2 separate regions of the Homo sapiens genome follow, and region 1 is linked to region 2. A link is a loop called in an ENCODE intact Hi-C map of the cell type or tissue named here. Cell type or tissue: GM12878. All regions are shown on one strand. Links, peaks and the distances in the headings refer to the core of each region. The heading gives the core; the rest is flanking DNA. Region 1 has its middle 20 kb from the start of MAPKAPK2. Region 2 overlaps RASSF5 (Ras association domain family member 5).

Region 1 (11,184 bases), core at 4,689-7,188, 74 kb before region 2:
GCCTTCAACCCCGTGCTTTTCCAATCCATCCTTTATGATGCTTGTTATACTTGGCCTTTTATTCGTCACTTTTGAGGACTTTTTTTTCTCCCAAGTTGTCAATTTCTCAAGGGCAGATACTCCATTCCCAGTCACCTGTGCCCTCCTCAGTAGCCCCGAGAGGAGCAGTCTGTGCTTGCTGAGTATGCGTGCAATGACTCCCTTGCAAATATCTCGCCTTTTCCATTAGGCTCACATTCTAGACAAAAGCTCAGCCTTTTGAACTCTCAGTCTAGAGAGTTCCTTTGTCTTAAATTCTAGAGAAAAGCATGATATCCAAAGTCTTATCTCATATTACAATAAAAATGTAGCCAATTGCAATAATTAGGAGGGTTTACTTCCCAATGTATCAATAAGGCATGGAAATAATTATGAGAAGCTGTGGAGAGGACAAATGGGTGTCTCTTGCTTGGAAGGCTTAGTTTGACTTGGCTTCAACCAAAAAAGGCAGAAAGGCCTGACTTCCATAATCTTCATTACCCATAGCAAAGTAATTGGTCTGTTTAAACAATCAGGATTGTTTTAAAGAATGATGGCCTTGAGTGCTACTTTAGGGAAGAAACCACAGTCAAAGATGGTTTACCTCAACATTTCAAAAGGTCTTACTGGTACCCTAATCTCATTTAAAAACCAGCCTAAATTACCTTGGATCCAGAATATGAGAACCATCCTATATCAGTTAGGACGCATGCAGCTGAAAAGACAACTGGCAATGGCTTAAATCATAAAGATGCTAATAGTTTCTTAACAAGGCTAAAGGGAGGTGATCTCGGGTTGTTCAGCAGCTCAACAAAGTCCTCAAGCTCCATCAAGGATCCGGGTCTGACCGTCCTCTGCTTTGCCATGCTCAGCAGACAGGACCTCTCCACCATCCAGCTCAGCATATTATTTCATTGTTGCAAGATGGCTGCAACAGCTCTAAGTCTCACATCTTCCCATGGCGTGATTCAACAGAGCAAGAAAAGAGGCAAGGGTGAAATAAAAAATAAAAGTAAAATTTAAAAAAAATTGAAGTCTTGGCTGGGCTCAGCGGCTCACTCCTATAATCTCAGCCCCTTGGGAGGCTGAGGCATGAGGAACGCTTGAGGCCAGGAGTCCAAGACCAACCTGGACAACATACAGAGACCTCGTCTCTATAAAATATAAAAATCAATTAGCTGGGAGTGGTAGTGTGTGCCTCGTCCCAGCTGCTCCGGGGGTGCTGAGGTGGGAGGATTGCTTGAGCCCAGGAGATCAAGGCTACACTGAGCTGAGATCGTACCATTGCACTCCAGCCTGGCCAACAGAGTGAGACCCTGTCTTAAATAAATAAATAAATAAATAAATAAATAAATAAATAAATAAAATTTCCTCCAAAATTATGGTATTTATCAAGGGAAAAATATTTCCCAGAGAACTTCAGTTGGCTTCCCATAATGTCCCATTGGCCAGAAGTGGGTCACATGCCCACTCCTAAACCAATGGCTGCACAAAAGAACCAGAATGTTCCCCAGGTCGGGGAGGAACCAACCTTCCCCTGGCACTTTGCTACCCACCTGCTGAACCAGGTATGGGTTCTGTCACAAGGAAGGAAAAGGGGGATGGGTTTTTGGTTCTGGTATTGTTTTTTAGAGAAAGAAGCTTCAACTGGGTTGTCCACGCTGGACTCAAACTCCTGGGCTCAAGGGATCCTTCGGCCTGAACCTCCCAAAGTGCTGAGATTACAGACACATCATGGGGCCCAACAAGCGAGGGGGATGGTTTTGAGTAGGGAACAGCATTTGCTCCATTTCCACTCAAGTGACACTTTCCCCTGTCTGTAACATCTTTAAGTATTTCTTGCCTGCTGTCCTGCCTCTTCCTGACACCTGCCTGGTTTCCTCTTGTTCCTTTCCTAGCAAACTCAACTGCAGGAGCAATTTAACTATACTTCCTGTCTCCACTTCTTCAACTCCTGAGCACTCAACTCTTCTGAAATTCGGCTTTTGCCTCGGCCACTCACTCCTCCTATCTCCTTATCTTAGCTCACCATCTCAGTTTAGATCTCTCTGCTGAATTTCACACTTTGCCCCAACCCTTCCTTCTTCCTTCAAAACTCTGTCCTGGGCCTCTTTGCAGCACAGGATCCCTTGATTATCAGGACCTCACACTCTGAATTCTACTTCTCCATCCTTGCCCACTTCTCCTCAGTTTCCTTCAATTGCTCTTCTCCCCAACCTCCCTCTAAAGTGTTGAGGTTTTCCAGGGCTCCTCCCTTGACTGTCTTTAGTAATCATTTTATACAATTTCCCAGGCTTCAACTACCAGCTAATCTACACCCGTGACCCCCAAATTTACAAATTCAACCCAAATACTTTTCTTAAACTCATACCCATAGTGGACTTTCACTACTATTTTCAGACAGCTTAAGTTCAATATCTACAGAACTGACTCTATCTACACTGTACACACACACATACACCCTCCTTCATCCTGCCACTCAGAGAAGGTACCACTCTCCATCTGGTTGCCAAAGGCTGATGCTGGTAGTCAACCTTGACTCCTCACTGTCTCTCACCCCCAATAATCAATTACAATTCCAGCTAATGTCACCTCCCCACTGTTCCCTTCTCTCCATTCTCATGCCACTGCCCTGCTTCAGGCAATCACCAGCTTCCATCTGGATTATGGCACCAGCCCCCTGATTGCTTCTGGTCTTCCCCTTTCCAATCCCTTCTCCCAATATCACCCCAATAATTTTTTAAAATGCAGATCTGATCATTTGATTCCAGGGGGCTTAAAAATATTTGAATAGCTCTGCAGAGCCTAGAGAAATGGGCCGAACTCCCTAGAGTACATGGGACTCTTCACAGTCTTGACCCCTAAGTCATGAACACTATTTATATAAACTGTAAGTGTTGTGTAGATTAGATTGAGGAGGGGACAAATGGTGACTGGGATATTAGTTAAGAGACTATTCTAAAATACTATTTTAAAATCTCTGCCATCAGATTTGCAGATTTCATAAGCTCATATTGCCCCAAAGCCTTGAATATTCATAGCACCCAATGAATATTTACTGGTTTGAAATTGAAGTGCATTCCTTTCCTCTGGGTTTTAACTTTTCCAACTACTCCACATGGTAGACAGAGTCATATATCCAACAGGGCACAGACCTTAGCCAGCTCACTTAATTTCCACAAATAATGTACTCCATGCCTTTATCTTAGAATTTGGAGGTGAAAACAAATGTGCCAAGTAATTGGAAGGAAGGGGTGGATGAAAGAGGCATTGTGAATGATTGATAATCCTGGCTATTATTAAAACCTGAGTGCCTATGACAAGCACTGTGAACTCTGTCCCAGGGGAATGTGGCCAAGTTCTTGGATTTGGAAATAGTAAAAGACATGATAGTTTCAGTTTAGTGGGTGAGAGAAGCAGCTTGTGCCAGTGATTATGCACTGGAGGCGGGGGTGGGCGGTGAGGGTGAGGGCACGGGAAGAGAGAAAGGGAACATATAATGTGCATAAGAAAACACAAATCCTGCCAGGCGCAGTGGCTCACACCTGTAATCACAGCACTTTGGGAGGCCGAGGTGGATGACCTGAGGTCAGGAGTTCAAGATCAGCCTGGTCAACATGGCGAAACCCCATCTCTACTAAAAAATACAAAAAAATAGCCGGGCACAGTTGCTCACACCTGTAATCCCAGCACTTTGGGAGGCTGAGGCAGGCAGATCACTTGAGGCCAGGAGTTCGAGACCAGCCTGGCCAACATAGTGAATCCCTGTATCTACTAAATATACAAGAGTTAGCTGGGTGTAGTGGCACACACCTGTAGTCCTAGCTACTGGGGAGGCTGAGGTAGAGAATTGCTTGAACCTGTGGCAGAGGTTGCAGTGAGCTGAGATTGCACCACTACACTCCAGCCTGGGCAACAGAGTGAGACTTTGTCCCAAAAAAAAAAAAAAAAAAAAATGAGCTGGGTGTAATGGCGCACACCTGTAATCCCAGCTACTTGGGAGGCTGAGGTGAGAGAATCGCTTGAACCCAGGAGGCGGAGGTTGCAGTGAGCCAAGATGGCACCACTGTACTCCAGCCTGGGTGACAGAGTGAGACTCCATGTCAAAAAAAAAAAAAAGAGAGAGAGAGAGAAAAGAGAAAAGAAAACACAAATCCATCCAATAAAACAGAAATTGAGGAGGCTCAATTTCAAAATACAAAGAAAGTATCATTTCCCTTTCACATTTTAACAGCATTAGAATCCTAACTTGAAAGGGCTAAGGTTAGAGTTCAGAAAATAGGGAGGATTCTCACTCTTAGGAACTGACAATAAGTGAGGCAATAGGAAAAGGAACTGGCATTTAGAAGAGAAAGTCATTTCTGGAGATGCGTCTGTGAGATTTTCTAGTAGATGGAAGGGAGACAGAACTAACATCATGGAGCTTCTACTACTCTAAGGTAAAGTACCTCATGTACATTGCCTCATTCAAACTGCACACCATAAGGTAAGAATTGTTATTCCTATTTTGTGGCTCAACAACAACAAATGAGCCACCTACTTAGTAAGGAATAGGGCCAGCATGTGAACCCAGATCTTTCTGACCCCAAAGTGCATGTCCTTGTCAATTCATTGTGACTATGAGCAGCCATAAAGTTTCTTTTTCCAGGGATGGCAAATCTATCTGTCCAGATTCATTTATCAAACAAATCTTTATTAAGTGCCCATTATACGTCAGGCCCAGAGCTAAGCTATGGGTCGGCTCTGGTTCTGATTTGGGGAGAGACATTCAGGACCCCTGGAGGCACCCCTCTTGCCAAAGAATTCAGCAACTATAGGAAACCGAGGAAGCCCCAGCCCCCTTCTCTGCTGTATTATCTGATTAATTCTCCTGGAGAAGGAGCCAGAACACAGTAGCCACTACTCTTGTGCCCAGTCTAGGGAGACCAGAAGGAGAGAATGCGTGCAGTTGAAAAGATAATTAGCAGTGGCTTAAGTCATAAAGAAGCTAATAGTTTCTTTATGGTTCTTTAATAGTGGCAGCCCAGTACAGCTTCTGTTGGAGATGATGAAAAAGTTCTAGAGACAGATGATGGTGATAGTTGCACAACATCGTTAATGTACTTAATGCCAATGAATTGTACATGTAAAAATCATTAAAATAGTAACTTTCGTGTTGTATTTTGCCACAATAAAAAAATTGAGGTACACCTAGCAAAACTCTTGAAAATAACTTTTAAACACACAGTGCAACATTGCTCCCAAAGAATTGACCTTTCAGACCATTCAGACAACTCACCTCATTTTTGTTTTTAAGCCAGCAGTACAAAAAGAAAAGAAAAGAAGCTATAGCAAAAGCTCCACTAACTGACCTGTGGAAAGAGAGTCACAAGCATGGGCGAAGTATCTCCCTTAGGGAGAACAAGAATTTGTTCTCTGTCTTGTGTCTCACCAACAAAATCCAGCATCTGATAGACAAAGAGTCACAGTGCATAAAAGAAATGTCCGGTAAGATACCTAAAAATAAATGTCAATAATAAGACTGTTAAGTGGCAACAACAACAAATAGGCTCACGACTCCTCCCTATGTCTTTCCAGCCTGAGTGCCGTAATCACCATGTCATCCCGTCCTCCTCTGGCCATCAGCCTAGGCAGCTGGAAAGGTGACTTCCTGACCAGAATGAAAGAATCCTAGCAGCCACGAGGAGCTGAGCCTTGTGGGGTATCTCAGGACCAGGCATGGGTGACAGTGATGCTGGCTTCTGACAGGGAAGATCACCCTAGCCAGCAATGGAACTAACTGGGTCGTGGGACCAGGAAGCATCCCTCTTTCCTTGTCTGTGATTAGTGGTTCACATTGGATCTCACAGCCTCCTTGGGAGGCAGACAGTGCCTCTAGCATCATCTCCAAATTACAGATATGGAAACAGCTAGGCTTAAATAAAGAAATTCAAACTCAGATTCAGGGCACAGCGCCAATGCTTCCTCCACTGTGCCATGTTGATCCATAAAGTTGAAAGCCTCTGGCTAGGGACCATAACTGCAAACAGGAGAAAAAGAAGGAAGCTAGAAAGAAAAGGAATCACCCTGGACTCACACCGCAGGCTCCCAGTCACCTTTCAGAGACTTGGGGGAGAAATTGCAAGACCAAGTGAGGGCCAAGTAAGCTGCCCCTGTGTAATCTTATCCCGATATTCACCACCAGGGGGGGTAGTTGCTCCACATCGGTGGTCTTTCTGCGGCGCTAAGGAGGTATTTGCTAAGGGTGAGAGACCCTCAGGGCTCTAAGGGGTCTTTTTCTCTCTCCCTTGCCCGAGTGCTGCCTGCATTTGCTTAGCACGCGTCACCCTGTTTTAGATAAGGAAGGCATTGCAGAGATCATCTGGTCCCAGGCAGCTGGCAGTTCCCCCTACTCTTAAGAGCTCCAAAAATAGACTCCAGCACCTCAGTTGGCTGCTATCACAAGGCTGCCGGTGTGGTCTGTTGGCTGCCCACAGCCCTGAAACAGGAGCCGGACTAGGGCGGGTGAGCCCCAGGCGACCCTGCATTCGCCCTTGCGGAGGAAGCAGCGGTTCCTCCTGCCCTAGAGACCCTGCACAGCTGCCCCAGCACCTGCTCCCACGGCACCTGCTCCCACCCTTCTGGCCTCCTCACTGGCCATGCCGGCTCCCCTCCGTGCCCAGTGCCTGAAACCCTTGGCTTGCAAGCCCAAAGGCTGCAGCCCCTTCGTCTGCCTCTTGAGCTCCTTATTCTAAGAAGCAGCCTTGGTAGAGGTGAGCCTGGGCTCACAGAACCCCATTTAGCATCTACTCCCGCCTTCTCTTGTCCCCATGCATCTGCTCGTACTTCATTCCACCTGGCATCCTTGGAGGAATGGCTAATTAAATGGAAAAGAGCTGGCCTATTTTTTGGTGTTTTTCAGCTTAGACCTGGGGGAATTGTCACAAAATGTGGAACGAGCCCTGGGGAAACTGACAAGCTCTGGGGTTGGCTGGTTCCTCTAGGATTGGCAGTTCCTGAGTCCCACAGACTGGCTGTTCCACTTAAGGTTTCATCTCATTCTCTCGGTCGTCAAATTTGGGAATGGGGTAAAAACTGGAGGAAGGGGAAATGTCCTCCTGGGTGTTCAACCCACATTGTCCTAGAAGAGGAAATAAGCTCATTTATTTGGCCCCGTTCTTTAGTTGCAAAATCAGGATGGTAACAGATTTCAAATAACAACTGTTCTCTGGAGAAAGATGGGGATGGGGAGGTGAGGAGGTGGGATGTGGGGTGGGGCCCCGAGAGGAGCAGAGGAACAGATCCCTGTCTCAGGTCCTATTGCTTGCATTTGAACAGTGCCATCTCCTCCTAGAAAATTGCCTTTCCAAAAAGAAGCTCATTGTGTCCCTCCCTTGCATTAGAACATCTTTGGTTCCTTATTTGTCTGCTTAACTGGTGAACTCCTTAACTGGAGCTATAATATCCCTTTAAACCATCCCACAGCTTTTCCACTAGACTCAATTACTGCCATCCTAGGCTCTGGCCACCCTTAATTTTTCACCATCCTTTCTCACCTTCTTGCTGTTTCCACACATTTCAAGTCCTCTGCCAGGAATTCCCTCCTCTGCCTAGCAAGTCCTACTCATTAATGGAGTTGCAGTGCAAATATTACCTCTCTGAAGCCTTTTTTTAACACCTCTAGGAATGAGTCACTCTCTCCACTGCATTTTCCCAGAACTTTACTCGTACCTCCATTACACCTCCTACCAAACACACTTTAATCATTTCTACATATCTCTGTTCTGTTAGAATGTGAGTTCATTGAGAAGAAGAGGTGCTCTGAAGAGGTGTAGCCCAAGTTCCCAGTGCCTTTTACTTATGAGGCCGGTGAATTTTTATTGATGGATTGCTTGATTAATTAGGACATCACTCTTGGAGTTGGAAGACAGCTGTCATTCAGAGAACCCAGCAGGAATGACATTTAGGTAAACTGATCCTTCCCAGGTGAGGTGGACATAATATGTGGAGTCACATGGCTACAGTCACATGGGGATCTTTAACCATGCCTATTATGTAAAATCTCAGGGATGGAAGATCTGAAACTTGACCTTGGGGTGGATCATGTTGCTGAATGACATTCTGCTACAGTGAAGGAAAGTACTCCCAGCGCTCTGCTCACCTGTCCTCCAATCCCCTCCTCCACCCCGTCTCACATTCCCACTTCTTCCATGAAGCCTTCCCTGAACACTTCTGCTTCTGTCTCCCAGCTGGACTACCAGGTTGCTGAAAATCCATTTCTGCGTTTTATCCTTGGTACACGGCAAAATGGCTGTGCATGGTTTGTGCTCAAAAAAATGTTTACTGCCGGGTGGGTGCAGTGGCTCACTAATCCCTGCACTTTGGGAGGCCAAGTTGGGAGGATTGCTTGAGGCTAGAAGTTCAAAATCAGCATGAGCAACATAGCAAGACCCCATATCTACCAAAACAAACAAAAAAATTAGCTGGGCATGGTGGTGCGTGCCTGTAGTCTAAAGTAGCTGGGACTACAGGTGCACACCACCATGCCCAGCTAATTTTTGTATTTTTAGTAGAGACGGGGTTTCACCATGTTGGCCAGGATGGTCTCGATCTCTTGACCTTGTGATCCACCCGCCTCAGCCTCCCAAAGTGCTGGGATTACAGGCATGAGCCACTGCGCCTGGCCGTAAAGAAAAAAAAAATTAAAGTTTCTTGATGCTGATGAAATTGCCTGCTTAGGAGCATAGAGATTTGCTATATATACTCTTCGCCCCTCTGGATCCACTCTCCACCCTTCTACACTGTGCTCTGTGTGCCACGAGGATGGCATTTTTTTTTTTTTTTTTTTTTTTTTAGTGATGGGGATCTCACTATGTTGCCCAGGCTGGTCTTGAACTCATGGGCTCAAGTGATCCTCCCACCTTGGCCTCCCAAAGTGCTGGGACCGCAGGTGTGAGCCACCGCACCTGGCCAAGGATGGCATTTTTTGACTATGCCAACCAGACGTGGCTTCCGATTAAGTTAGGCCAATGGGAGGCACAGGAGTAAGATAAGCTGGCACTAGGATGAGGCCAGCACATTTATTCCCGTGATTTCTCCCCACTCTCCAGAGGTTGCAGTGCCTGCCATCCTCTACCAAAAGCCACAGCTTCTGTCAGGCAGGCAGCTCTCTCCTACAACCTCATCCACCGCTATTGCTCGCTAAGATTCCAGCAACCACTCCCTTCCTTCTGCCCCATGTGGCTATCCTGGGTGTACTTCACTGTCCCTTAGTAGTTTCCCGAAACCCTGCCCACATTTTATAAATGGTGTCTTCTTTCGACTACCCAGTTATCCTACCTTGAGGGGGATTAGATACAGTACCCTCAGGAATGTCTCTGACCCCCACATCTAGCTCCATGTTGTCAGGGCTCCCCAGATGCCTGCTTGACATTGGTGCATTGATCCCAACCTGGCTCAGAATCACATTTGTTGATTATATTCCAGGAAGTCAGATGCTTCTGCATATAGCCCAGTTCCACCTTGATTTCTTAAATTTCCCAACCAGAGAAAATGGGCATTTGTCCCCAGTGTTAGGATTAATCTCCATGGAGTCTGGAGTTCCAGAATAGTCCTTGAAATTACAAATTATACTGGTTTCCCTCCCTATATGTCCACTGTTTTTCTAGACCAATTAGATATGTAAACTTGTAGTTGGTTTTTTACAGAGGAGGGACAATTTCTCTCTTGAAAAAATTCTATTGGCCGGGTATGGTGGCTTATGCCTGTAATCCCAGCACTTTGGGAGGCAAAGGCAGGCAGATCACTTGAGGTCAGGAGTTCGAGACCAGCCTGGCCCACATGGTGAAACCCCGTCTCTACTAAAAATACAAAAAATAAGCCAGGCGTGGTGGTGCATGCTTGAATCCCAGCTATTTGGGAGGCTGAGGCAGGAGAATCTTTGAACCCGGGAGGCAGAGGTCACAGTGAGCCAAGATCATACCATTGTACTCCAGCCTGGGCGACAAGAGCACAACTCCATCTCAAAAAAAAAAAAAACAAAAAAAAACTATTATCTAGTTGAGAGCTATTGAATGTGTCCTGCCTGCCCATGCCATGGCCATCGCTCTAGCTCGGGCTCCTGGAGTTCAGGCATCTTGGGGCCTACGACAACTCCTGTTCCCTCCACTCCCCATTCCACAGCACTGTATCATCCCACAGAGCAAGTTTTCTGTCCCTTCAGGATCCCTAGACGCCCCTATCCAGCCAACCCACTGCAATGAACAGGTGTTCTGGGGGTTGCACTGGTCCAACCACAATATATGTGGTACTTTCCTCAGCAACAGGATCTGAGCAAATGAGCCTCTTGACTCAAGGTCCCCCAACATCTCAGGGAACTCAGATCTGAACAGGGAGGTCTTCAGCTTGCTGAATCCTTTAACCTAGTTCTGGAACTTCAGTAAAAAGAAGTGAAACTTCTCCCAGGAGCCTCCCACTGTCTCCTGGCCTAAATTGCCTAGAGGGCCCTGGGAGTGGGATCTGAGACATGCTGCCTAAGGGGAAACTGAGGCCTAGAAAGGAGAAGCAGCCACAGGCCTGAGTCCCAGGAGAGAGGCGTGGGAGGAGGGAGAAGTGTCTGTGTTGCTGGAGATAGGCAGATGCTAGCATTCTGAGCTGGAAGGGGTGGAGGAGGGGGCAGGAATGCATGAAGGGGGTCAAAGCTATGGGAAAGAAAAAGATATGCAATGGTGTGTGTGTGTGTGTGTGTGTGTGTGTGTGTGTGTGTGTGCGCGCGCACGCACCGGGTGGGGTGTGACGGAAACAACGGCTTTGGCCAAATTAAGATTTAGTCCTGGAACTTCTGCCAAGCTTTTTCTCCCTTCCAGTCATCTGCCCTTACCAACGTTAGGCAGTCACAGTGTCCTTACGAACGTTATCACCCTTTCCCAGTGCCCACAGCTGGAGGCTGATAGCTGGAGGCGGACTGGCACTGGGGCAAAGTCCGCCTGTCCGGCTCCCTTCCTGGCCCACTCCCTCCCTGGCCCGAATTGCCCCTGCCCACTGGGCCTCCCTGTCCACCAGGCCCTGTAAAGAAGAGCTGGCACCCTCACCCCACAGCTCCTCATGCCAGGACAGATACCTGAGCTGGGAGATCACCCGACCTCTCTTTTTAACCCGCCTCGGCTCATGTGACGGGCTGGAGTCCAG
Region 2 (11,184 bases), core at 4,774-7,273:
AATAAAATAAAACTTCAATAAGATGCAGAAGCAAAAGAAGGCTGGGGAAAAGTGTCTTAAAGTCTTTAAAGGAAAAATTTTTAATATTCCTTCTTTTCCACATAACTGAAAATAGTTTATTGTCAGGAGTCAGCAAACTACAGCCCATGGGTCAAATCTGGCCTGCCACCTGTTTTTGTAAATAAAGTTTTGTTGGAACACAACCATATCCATTTATGTGTTGTCTGTGCGCTGGTTTTATGCTATAATGGCAGAACTGAGTAGTTGTAAGAGACCAGGTGACTGGCAAAACCAAAAATATTTACTGTCTAGCCCTTTATAGAAAAAGTTGTTGATCCTGATATATGTGATAGCAAGAGAAAACTTGGTTAGATAAAAGGTAGAAACTCCTCGTGGTAAAAGTTCTCTATAAAACATGTCAGAAATGTGAAGCAGCACTCGCAGGCAATGGGCCACTTAAGGCACATTCTTGAGACAGGTAGTAGCCTCCACAGGGCAGACTGGGCAGATTCTCAAAAGGCCAGGTCAGTGGACCGTTTCCAGGGGCCTAAGTCACTGATGTTCCCATCTTTGAATCAGTGGGTGTCTACCTTGGCCGCATTTTAGGGAGCTTTAAAAAATACATAGCCCTAGTCAGAGATACAGATTTCATTGATCTGGGCTGTAGCTCCCTAGGGATTTGAATGATTCTAATGTGCAGCCAAGGTTGTGGACCTGCAATTTCAGCCTACACCTAACTGCCTGCTGGTAGTGGGGTATGAGGAAATGGTTTCTGTTGGCTTTATCAGTTTGCAACTCATAACTTCTGTTTCAGGTGTTTGGAAAAATTACAGCCTGCCTATCAAGTGACCCTTCCCGGACAAGAGCCCATTGTGAAGAAAGGGAGAATCTGTCCAATTGACATCACCCTAGCACAAAGAGCGTCTAATAAAAAGGTAATTTTAGAAAGACACAATGTTCAAGGATAGTGATTTAATGTTCTTGCCAAGTTCTGGTCTCCCTAATGTGATTGGAGGTTTTTAGATTGGCCTCAAACTCATCAAAGATTTTTTTATGAAACACCCGTGTTTATGTGCCTGGGCTGGGCTCTGTATGAAACAGGTAAAGCTGACCCCGCTCACTCACTGCCCTCTAGGATTTTGTTCTAGGAAACTTGCTAGAGCCTGGTTCCAAAAGTAAACAAGATTGTATTTTCATTTTTTTCTTAGAACTATGTTATGGACATTCAGCTCCCACATATTCTTTCACCTCTTAGGCCTTGCTCAATGAAAATAACTTGTAAAAAACTTGCTGAAGGAACTGAGTGTGTTTAGCTTGGCAACACAAAATTGTGGGGAACCAATGACATCTCTCCTCAAATATGTGCAAAGCTGTCCCCTGGCAAAGTAGGGCACTTATTCTATATGCCTTGAAAGGACAGAAATAGGATTATTGGGTGGAAATGCCAAGAAGGCAGACTTGAGTCTGTCTTTGTAAAGACTCAAGAACTTTGTAGTAGTGTACAGTTACGAGCGTGGGCTTTGGATAGTACTGGGTTCAAATGCAGCCGTTGCCTCACTGCCTGACCTTGAGCATGTTACTTCATTTCTTTTTGTCTGAGTTTTACTCTGTGAAAAATGGGGATAATACCTACCTGGTAAGGCATTGTGAGGATCAAATGAAGGCGTATACATGGCTGAAGCACTTAGAATGTACTTGGCATATAAATACTTGGTTCTCAATAATTGAGAACCAGTAATGATAATCTTTACAATAATTAGTAACAGTCACTATTTATTGAGTGTTTAATTATGTGCCAGACACTGAACTAAATAATTTTCATATATATAGTTTATGTAAACACTAATTTTCTGTTAATAATGACAAATAGAATTGTCCAAAATTGAAATTGGTGCTTCATAAAATAGTGAATTTTTTTCTGGAGAGTCTGCAAGCAAAAATTAGGTGAGCACTTGTCAGGGGAGGATGTAGTTGGGGGTTCATGCATCAGGTGGGCAATTGGAAGAGATACGTCCTCTAAAGTCTTATTGATTCTAAGATTTTCTGGGTCTGGAGCTCATTGATAAGCGTAAGGCTAGTTGGAGCTTTTATAGTCTTTATTGATAGCAGTCATCCCCCACACACCCCTGATAGTAATACACTTTACTATCTGTAGTCATGAATGAGAAAGAATTTGTTTTAAAGCAACAAGGGGGAGAATTGTGATATTTTAAAAGCACTAACATTTTTCTTTTTTATCTCAAAGTCACATACTTGTCATTTGTGAAGCTGAATACCAGAAGAATGCATGTGTTGCTGACTAGATTGTTGATATTAAGGAGCTATTGTTTGTTACTTTATTTTTAGGTGTGATGATGGTTTTGTTTTTATGTTTAAATGAGCCTTGTCTTTTGGAGATACATACTGAAATATTTATAGATGAAATGATCTGATGTCTGGGGAGGTTTGCTTTAAAGTAATAGAGGAGTGGGGAGTAGACAGGGGTATAGATGAATCAAGGTTGGCCATGAGTTGGTAATTGTTGAAACTGGTGATAGGTACATGTGGGTTTATATACTATTCTGCTTTCATTTATGTTTTGAATTCTCCAAATAAAACTTAAAAAAGAAGTAGACATTCTGTGTGATACAGAGAGTATCTGTCCCTCTAAATATGTAATACATATATTGGATGGGGTAGACAGAATCAATTTAGAAGCACAAAAATAAGTGATTTGGATTTAAAAAGTACTAGGGTTATAGGAATGGTGAACCATCAGAGAACACAGGGGCTCAGAAGGCTGCTGAGGCTCTGGAAGGCCCTCTGGAGGGAAGGGAATGCAGTCACCACCGTCAGTCTCTGTCCCCACTGTCCCCCCAGGTGACCGTGGTCCGGAACTTGGAGGCCTATGGTCTGGACCCATACTCAGTGGCTGCCATCCTTCAGCAGCGATGCCAGGCTAGCACCACCGTCAATCCTGCCCCTGGGGCCAAGGACAGCCTTCAGGTGCAGATCCAGGGAAACCAGGTCCACCACCTCGGCTGGCTATTGCTTGGTGAGCATCCCCTCTGAAGAGTGGAGGCATTGGTCTAGCTCAGCAAAGACCTTCCTGCCAACTCAACTTGCATAATACACACACACACACACACACACACACACACACACTCTCTCTCTCTCTCTCTCTCGCTCTCTCTCTCTCTCTCTCTCCATTTAGTTTTTAGTAGCTATTTAGAGAAGAGGGAACCAGTGTTTGAATCAGATCCTTTGGCTCCTTCCAAATTCAGTGTTTTCTCTTCCACTATTAGAGTAGTTTTCTTCCTGGTTGGTCCCTTTCTATAAAACATATGGCGAGCACCCAAACTTTTGTGCTAGGCCCATTGTTGGGGTTTTTGCAGGCATCTCTCTTAATCATAATGATGCTGCAGAGCTGTTATCTGTTTTGCAGATGAGGAAACTGAGGCCCAGAGAGGTTCCGTACCTTGCCCTGAGATCCTCTGACTCTTGAGTGATATAGCTGGGCACGAAACTTTTTTAGACTCCAGAGTCTAAGTTTTTTTTTTTTTGAAACAGAATCTCGCTCTGTCACCCAGGCTGGAGTGCAGTGGCGCAATCTTGGCTCACTGCACTCACTGCAGCCTCCACCTTCCAGGTTCCAGTCATTCCCCTGCCTCAGCCTCCCGAGTAGCTGGGATTATAGGCGCATGCCACCACGGCCAGCTAATTTTTGTATTTTTAGTAGATATGGGGTTTCACTATGTTGACCAAGCCAGTCTTGAACTCCTGACCTCAGATGATCCGCCTGCCTCGGCCTCCCAAAGTGCTAGGATTACAGGCTTGAGCCACCATGCCTGGCCTAAAGCCTAAGTTCTTTCTACTAACTCTGGGTAACCCAGCCTCCCGTTTTTCCTCACTTCAAACCAGCCTTCACATCTCTGCCTGAGTCAGCTTTCTTAAACAAATATGATCACATCACTCCCTTCTAAAAAACTTTGTATGCCTCTTCAATGCCTTCAGAATTAACTCCTAAGCTCAATAAACAAGACCCTCCCAGCCTGACCCCAGCCTTCCCTGCCAGGCTCTCTCTGGCAGCTCCTACACCCATGTTGCAGGCACCAGCTGTCCTGGTCTCCTTGCAGTTCTCCAGATTCTCCTTGCATGTTCACCCACATGTGCTTCCGCCTGGGCTATCCCCTTGCCTAAGATGCCCTCCCACGCCCAAGCCCACCTGACCTCAGAGGCTCACTGGCCCAGCCCAGGGGTCCTGGGAGGCCTGAGCCTAAATTAGCATTTTAAACATTGCTAATGTAGCACTTTCCAATTGTGTTTATATTTCCGGTTAATGTCTGCAGCTTGGCTAATTTTTTCTAATGTCTGAACCTCCTGCCAGACTGAGCTGCATGAGCCAGAAACCTTGCCTTTTTCATCCTCAGGGCCTGGCGGATAGTAAGTGCTCATTTAGGCAAATGTATTCCATGGCCTATGGCAGTACCTGACAGTTAACTTCTAGAGTTGAGCCTCTTTATGTGAAGAACCCCATACAAGGTACTGAGAAGAAATGTTATGAGCAAGAGCGAGGAGCACAGACTGAACAGACACATTCTCTCTCGTGAAAAAATTATAAATGCCTGAAATACACCCAGAAAGTAGCTCTCAGTGTGAAAATTTCAGAAATATACACATCAGCTGTGAGGTGTAGGCGTAAGTGGTCAGTCCCGAAGTTGAGTTTGAGCTGGGTGGAATGACATTGTGAGGCAACGGGGACTGGTGGAGGGCCAGCCGGGGAGCAAGGTCATGCTCCGCTGAGGAGTGTGTGCTTTTTGGATTGTAGAAGAGTATCAGCTCCCTCGAAAACACATCCAAGGTCTAGAAAAGGCCCTCAAACCTGGCAAGAAGAAGTGACAGACTCTTTTGTCTCACGTGGTGGATCCGGTGGAAATCCAAGCTCTGGGCTGGTAATTTTTATGAGCATTTTCAGCTTTTGCAAATACAAAATATAATTCTTTACAAAAATAAATTTTTATTCTAATCTAAATCTGACTTCCCTCTTGTTTCCTCCACTTAGCTAAAATGTACTAATTTTTGAAGTCGGGAGTATTCTAAATGGACAGAAGAGGTCACGGTGGCTGCCATTCTGTCCATGTGGTTTCAATGATTTCATTCCTTCCCTGCTTTCCAGGCAGGCCAGCCCATTCAGAGTTCGGACAGGTGGGGCCTTCCTCTTTTTAAAGACCTTCTACCAAATATCCTACTGCCTAATTAACTTCCTAGCCCCAAAATAGTTCCTTCACATCTCTAAAGGGTTAGTCACGTAGAAAACAGATCCCAGCTGTTCTCTGTCATCAATCAAAGCAACAGAAGAAAGAATTGACCCTAAATTGCAGTAGAATTTAGGCTAGATAGAAATCAGAAACAGTATACAGGCATATTAGGACGTGGGTTTCTATAGGACAGTGATTCTTCCCCAACTTTAGGACACTGCCACTAACTGGTAAATTTGTGATGTAACTCCAAGATGACAGCTTTGTTACAGTGAAGAGTCTCATCCAACACATGCCCTCTTCAGCCCCAACTTCTTAACGTGGAGGTCATGGAAGGGGTCTTTAATAGGTCTTTAGAGGATCCATGAACTCCCTGAAATGGTGCACAGATTTTGTACGATCATTTTCCTGAGAGATGGACCATGCTTTCATCAAATTCCCAAAGGGATCACTTGATGCCAGAAAAGTGCAGAACCACTGCGCTGGTCCCTGCTCAGTTTATGGAATCATTTCACTGACTGGATCTCTCCTTGTATAATAGGAGGGAGAACTGGGCTAAATTCCCTGAGTTTTTGGGTTTTACCATTAAGAGACAGTTGCACTTCAGTTTACTTGTTTCTTTCTCTTCTCAGTTTTTCTCAAACTGAGATAAGAAAGGCTTAAAAATATCCACAATATCCACAAATTGCCCGTTTGAGGCTTGAAAAGGAAAAAAGGAATGGGTTTGAAAATGTGTGTGTGGCGCCTCCTACCGTCTGTTATCAGGCCCAGAATAGACCTTTTTACTCATGAGTAAACTCCTTAATTTCACTAATCCTATCTCTACCGGCATGAGCATATGAAACTAGGAAAGGGATTTCCAGAAATTGAGCCTAAACAGGATCCTGTTAAAGCCTTTGGCCTGCCAGAGTCTGATCTGAGGGATTATGATCTGTATAGTAGTAATGAACTATGGTTCCTTATGTGAATACAAGTAAAATATAGCACTGTGCAAAGTTCTTTCACAAACTTGATTTGTTTTGCACGATCTTGAAGGGAGTGGAGGCTAAGAAAGGTCATGTCCCGCCTTGTTGATCTCTGCTGAAGACACAAAGCCAGTAAGTGGTAGGGCTGGGTCTAAAATGAACATCTACCCTTAATTGTGGTTTGACCCACAATTCTGCCATGACACAGTGCTGTCCAGACCTGTGCATTGAGTGGTTTTTCCAGTAACGGTGACACATTTGCATTGAGTCATCTTCCCTCTCCCCCTGTGAACAGCATAGGGACATATTCAAAGGCAGAGTAGAGCCAGACTGTGTAACAGGTTCTTTTTCCTATGTGCTAAGTCAAATAATCTGTATCAATGTCAAACGTACAACTTTGAATTTATTAACCCTATGCTGTAACCATATGAGATTCAATGAAAAGCAGAAAGTGCTTCATTTTTGGACTTTGGCAAAATCATTGAAAGATACATTTCTTGGGGGTTTAGATGAACAAAAATGTTACAGATGTGCCCCATTCTTGGGCAGTTTTAAGGATGCTTGTTGGACATTCATTCATTCTTTGGGCCCCATGTATTGCATTCTATGTGATCAATACTGGAAGGCAGCAAGAATTTCTTTTTAATAATTTAATGTGGTTATTTCCATGATTACTGAGATGTTCCTTTGATGAAAGTCAGAGAACTCAAGTGAAAGGACTGTTTGTTTTGGTCATTTGATCTAGCCCCCTTCCTCCAGGTGAAGTGATCTTAAACTTTTAAAGATCTATTCCTTTCTACCTTATTTTTAAATAATTCCAGAAGTAGAAGAATCATGGCTCAGCTCAGTAGCCTGTCCTGGTGTCAAATCACCCTTAGCTCCAGAAGGCCCTTCTCTTTCCCACACATCAGCATCTCTGCCTGCAATCAGTCTCCTTGACTCTCTTGCACTGCGGAGACATGGAACAGCTGGTCACCCAGGCAGCGCCCTCCCGCCTACGCATTTGGACAATTTTTCCCAAATTATTTGAACAGTAGCCTTCATTTCTCTGCTCACTGGCAAAAGAAAATCTGACTCCACCAGGAAGCATGTGATCATGTCCATTCTCACCCTCTCTCCCCCGCTCCCAGTGTCCGTAAGATGGTGAAGTTCAAGGGAGACGTTTCTAACATGAGTCATTTTTGCAACAGGCTTTTATTACTTTTTTTTAAAACCCATATAAGAAAGACATTTAAAAAGAAAATATCCTGGAAACAAACACTTACACACTGAGCAACACAACCAAAGAAGGCACTACCAGCAGTTACTCCCACCTCTGGGAGGGAACGGGTACTCGATACTATACTTTTTTCAGAGGTTTAGACCTCAGCATAGGCCTTGGGTCTAACTGTGCTTTAGTAAAGTCTGAATTGTCCAATAATTTTCTCATTTCATAAACACCCTTATCTCTTTATATATAGCTATATGCCTTTATGTGTATATATACATGACTTTTTTTTTCCTTCTCAAAAATAAAATAGCCATCCCCATAGAGGGAGGTTCTCAGCAGCATTCACAGCGGTTGCAGCAGGAGCCATGCCTTCTATTAATGTTAGAGACATGCAGGACGAAGGAAAATGACTCTCCACCTGCTCCCTTTAATATACAGCAGGGAGAGAGTTTCTAAAGGGAGGGAAGTGATAAGGCTGAGCATGAGATGGCTAACCAGGGTTTTTGTGGTTTAAAAAAATCTTAGAGTTGCGAGCTTGTGTTGCCTTTGAAGCTCTGGAGACTATGCACAGTTCATACGACGAGGGGTCAGCATTCCTTCTGGGATCAGGGGCAGTATGGACTCAGCCTGGGTCAGAGAGGGAACTTCTGAAGCTACACGAACAAGCTTGGGCTTGAACCGACCCAAGAGGGACTTGGGAAGGCAGAGGATAGCAAAGAAATGGTTTCTCAGAGGCTGGGTTGGAAAACCAGCCCTGCTTTGAAAATTACAAGTCCTTCTCCCTCTGCACTGGAGTGTCTCTGCAGTCCTGGCTACTTGTTGGAATTTTTTGACTAATTTATTTTAGGATTCAGCCTAAACAAGAAGCCAGTGCAAATGTAAGTCAGGAATTTGATCCTCCCTGTCAATGTGGTCTGGTATCACTGATTGGAGTCAAAACTCAGGCACCCAGATGGGAGGGAGGTCTGTGACCCTCAACCCATACTGAACGCGGGCTCTCCTGGCCTTGTCTCCCACACCGCCGCCATTGTTCACTTCCTGGCAGGAGAAGCCAGCAGCAGAGCTTCAGGCAAACTCGCCCTACTCCTATTTCTCTCTGAAAACAAAAAGGCACTGAGGTCGACGGGGAGGCCAGGCCCACCGGCTCTCCGAGCGCAGTGCCGGGTCTGGCCCATGCTTCAAAACAGAAAGGACTCCAAGTTGGCCGAATTGGAGGCTCCCCTCTCTGTAATCAAGGCAACTCCTTGGGCAGCACCTGGAGATCCCAGAGTCGCAGTGGGAGGAGGGAGGCAGTGCTGGAGGCCGATGGGGAACCCAAGTAGCCCAGGCCCTCCTCTGCTCTTTAGCTGGGGAAGGCTGAAGACAGCTTGGACACCTTTCTCTGCATTGCTTTTTGGCTTTCTCTTACTGTCTGATTTCCATACTTAGCAGGAGACTTTTTAAATGGTCAATGACTGGCTTCCCTTTGGGGAAACACATGACGATGATGACAACATTAAATTCAAATTTGTAACTTAAAAACGAACAGTTTGTTGACAAAGATGTGACTAAGTACCACACATACGCAGATATATGCCTTTGGGTTTCCATGTGCAATGTGGGCCAGGGCCAGAGCCAGGGCCAGGGCAGGCTGCAGCTTCTCTGGAGATCTCTGAGCCAGCCTCAGCTTTGGTGCTCCTTACCCTGAGCATCTGGGGCCAGTAGCTTTATAAACTTCCCTTAAGTGTGAACAACAGGCACCTTGGGGCCGCGGGAACAGTCCTTTTATGAGCATTACCCTGCTTTCAGGGGCTTAGCTCAGACCTGCAAAAGGAATGTGCTACAACTTTTCACTCATAAATAATGGTCCTGTACGTGGCAAGTAAGAGAACTCAAAGAGGAATCAATGCCAGAGAAAGAACACACAGCTCTAAAACCTTTCTTCCTTCCTTTGCCGGCTGGTGTGAGGTTCCAGTTTGGTGACGAGAGAGGCAACTATTTGGTTGGTGAAAGGCTTGCAGATCGAGAGAGGACGTCAGCTGTTTGTTTCACATGAGTTCTGATCCTTGGCAGAATCTGTGGTGGGGCACAGCCTGGGGGCGGGCACAGCTGAACCCTCGTGCAAACACTTGTCCATGGAAGAGACTTTTGCCACAGCTGGAACTGCTGGGCAGGCACAAATGCACCTGCCAGAGATGTCCTGAGAAAAAGTGTCTGTTGCAAAATAATAATTAATAATACAAATAAATCTGAATGCACCAGGAGGAGAGGAAGCAGGACCGGTTACCCAGGTTTGCCCTGGGATTCTCTTAAGGCCTCCTCCAGTTTCTGCCTAAACTTGTCATACTTCTTTTGCACTTGTTGGATTTTGTCCTGCTCCTCTTTTTCCAGGATTGTTAGGAAGTTCTGAAGTTCAGGGATGGAGAAGGCATCCCACTGTGAGGCGAGAGGGAGATTTGTGGGAAGAAACAGAATAGGAGACAGGTTAGAAGTTGACACGACCTGAGAGACCCTGCTGCCTTCCCCTTCCCAGTTCACATCCGTGATTCACACACAGTTTGCTACTGAACAGACTGAATCAGCGAAGCCTGGGCTTTGCATGCCTGTCATAGCAGCAACAAAATTCCAAATGCTGGCATCTCATGACCAAGAGTTGCCAGTCTATGAACCATGTTTTTATTTTGAAACTCAATAATCTTAAGTTTCTGTGTAGCAGCCGAGATCTTGACAGTGATGCTGGAACCACCCAGCCTCCCAACATGCAGACCCTCAGAAAGCAGGTGGAGGAGTGGAACGTGGACTCAGGAGACCGGGGTTGGGCCTGACTCCACCTCTCCCAGCAGTGTGACCTCGAGCACAGCTTTCCACCCTTCTCAGCCTGTTATCTGCTGGGAAATTGGGGTATCTACCTCCCATGACTGGCAGAGCAGATAATGAGAGCCTGACTGGCCCAGGCCTACCCCTAAAGGACTTGGCCTCTGATGGCAGAAGGCAATTTGGACTTCCATCAGGCTGACCCAAGAGCACAAGCCCTGTGCGGCCAACAATTGAGACTCCTAAGCTCTTTGAGCACAATAGAGTACTAAGGTTTATCTGGTTTGGTCCTCGCTATGGATAAGTGAGAAACCTCAAGTCCACACAGGGAAGGTGGCGTAATCACAATCACAGAGCTCATTGCAGCAGAACTGGAACTAGAGCCCAGGTCTCCACACTTCAAAGTGCCTGAGCTTTCCACAGGGCCAGCAGCATTCAGCTACTGTCCATGGAGTACTTTTTCCAAACATATTCTGCACAGATGCCAATAAAGAAAGCAGATGGGAGCAGAGCGGCCCTTGCTGAAATGGGGAGAAGGGACAGAGTCCCAGCTGCCTTGATCCCTAAATCTCCGCAGTGACTCCCAAAACTCCTTAAAACTCTAGGCCTCCACTGAACACAGTGTGACAAACACTGAGACCTTCCCCTGTTGGTCATTCTCAGGCCATGGGTGGCACCGGCCTGGTTTTACTCCAGTTTATGCCACAAGACTACACACTGGTTAGCTCCCCTTGGGGGATGGAGGTCAAGAAAAGGGAGGACAAATGGCTCAAAAACGTCTATACCCAGTGGAGCCCAGAGATGGAGCTTGGTAGCCCTCGGGCCATTTTGAAGCAAAAACAGCCTGTGCCTGAGCACAGGGAGTTTCTTGGTCCCCCTCCTCCCTGAGTTTTCAGAAATAAAGCACATGAAATCCTTTCTTTCCACAGGCCTTGCCACACACAGGCCCTAATGTGCTACCCCAGGGTGTTCAGAGTCC

The links. Peaks named below come from ENCODE experiments on the same cell type or tissue, not always from the same donor. Only the 100,000 strongest peaks of a DNase experiment are listed, where the experiment ranks them.
Region 1: a loop joins it to region 2, with 9 times the contacts of the local background. A loop is called at or near these places in 24 of 110 quality-filtered maps.

What each region holds. Positions count from the first base shown.
Region 1 is chr1:206,659,390-206,670,573 of GRCh38, reverse strand. No RefSeq gene overlaps it. Among named protein-coding and RNA genes, the nearest start is that of MAPKAPK2, 20 kb to the left of the region's middle. In GM12878, for the core only: a CTCF peak has its summit at 6,202 (motif pointing right); a DNase peak (open chromatin) is centred at 6,355; H3K4me3 peaks cover 686 bases.
Region 2 is chr1:206,585,469-206,596,652 of GRCh38, reverse strand. RASSF5 (Ras association domain family member 5) reads right to left here. Exons shown (of 6, transcript NM_182663.4): 6 at 7,205-9,827. The coding sequence ends at 9,675. It overlaps EIF2D (eukaryotic translation initiation factor 2D), which reads left to right. Exons shown (of 15, transcript NM_006893.3): 13 at 815-935; 14 at 2,860-3,034; 15 at 4,808-5,011. The coding sequence ends at 4,878. Among named protein-coding and RNA genes, the nearest start is that of EIF2D, 21 kb to the left of the region's middle. RefSeq lists an enhancer at 8,054-8,554. In GM12878, for the core only: a CTCF peak has its summit at 5,985 (motif pointing left); a DNase peak (open chromatin) is centred at 6,414; H3K27ac peaks cover 612 bases.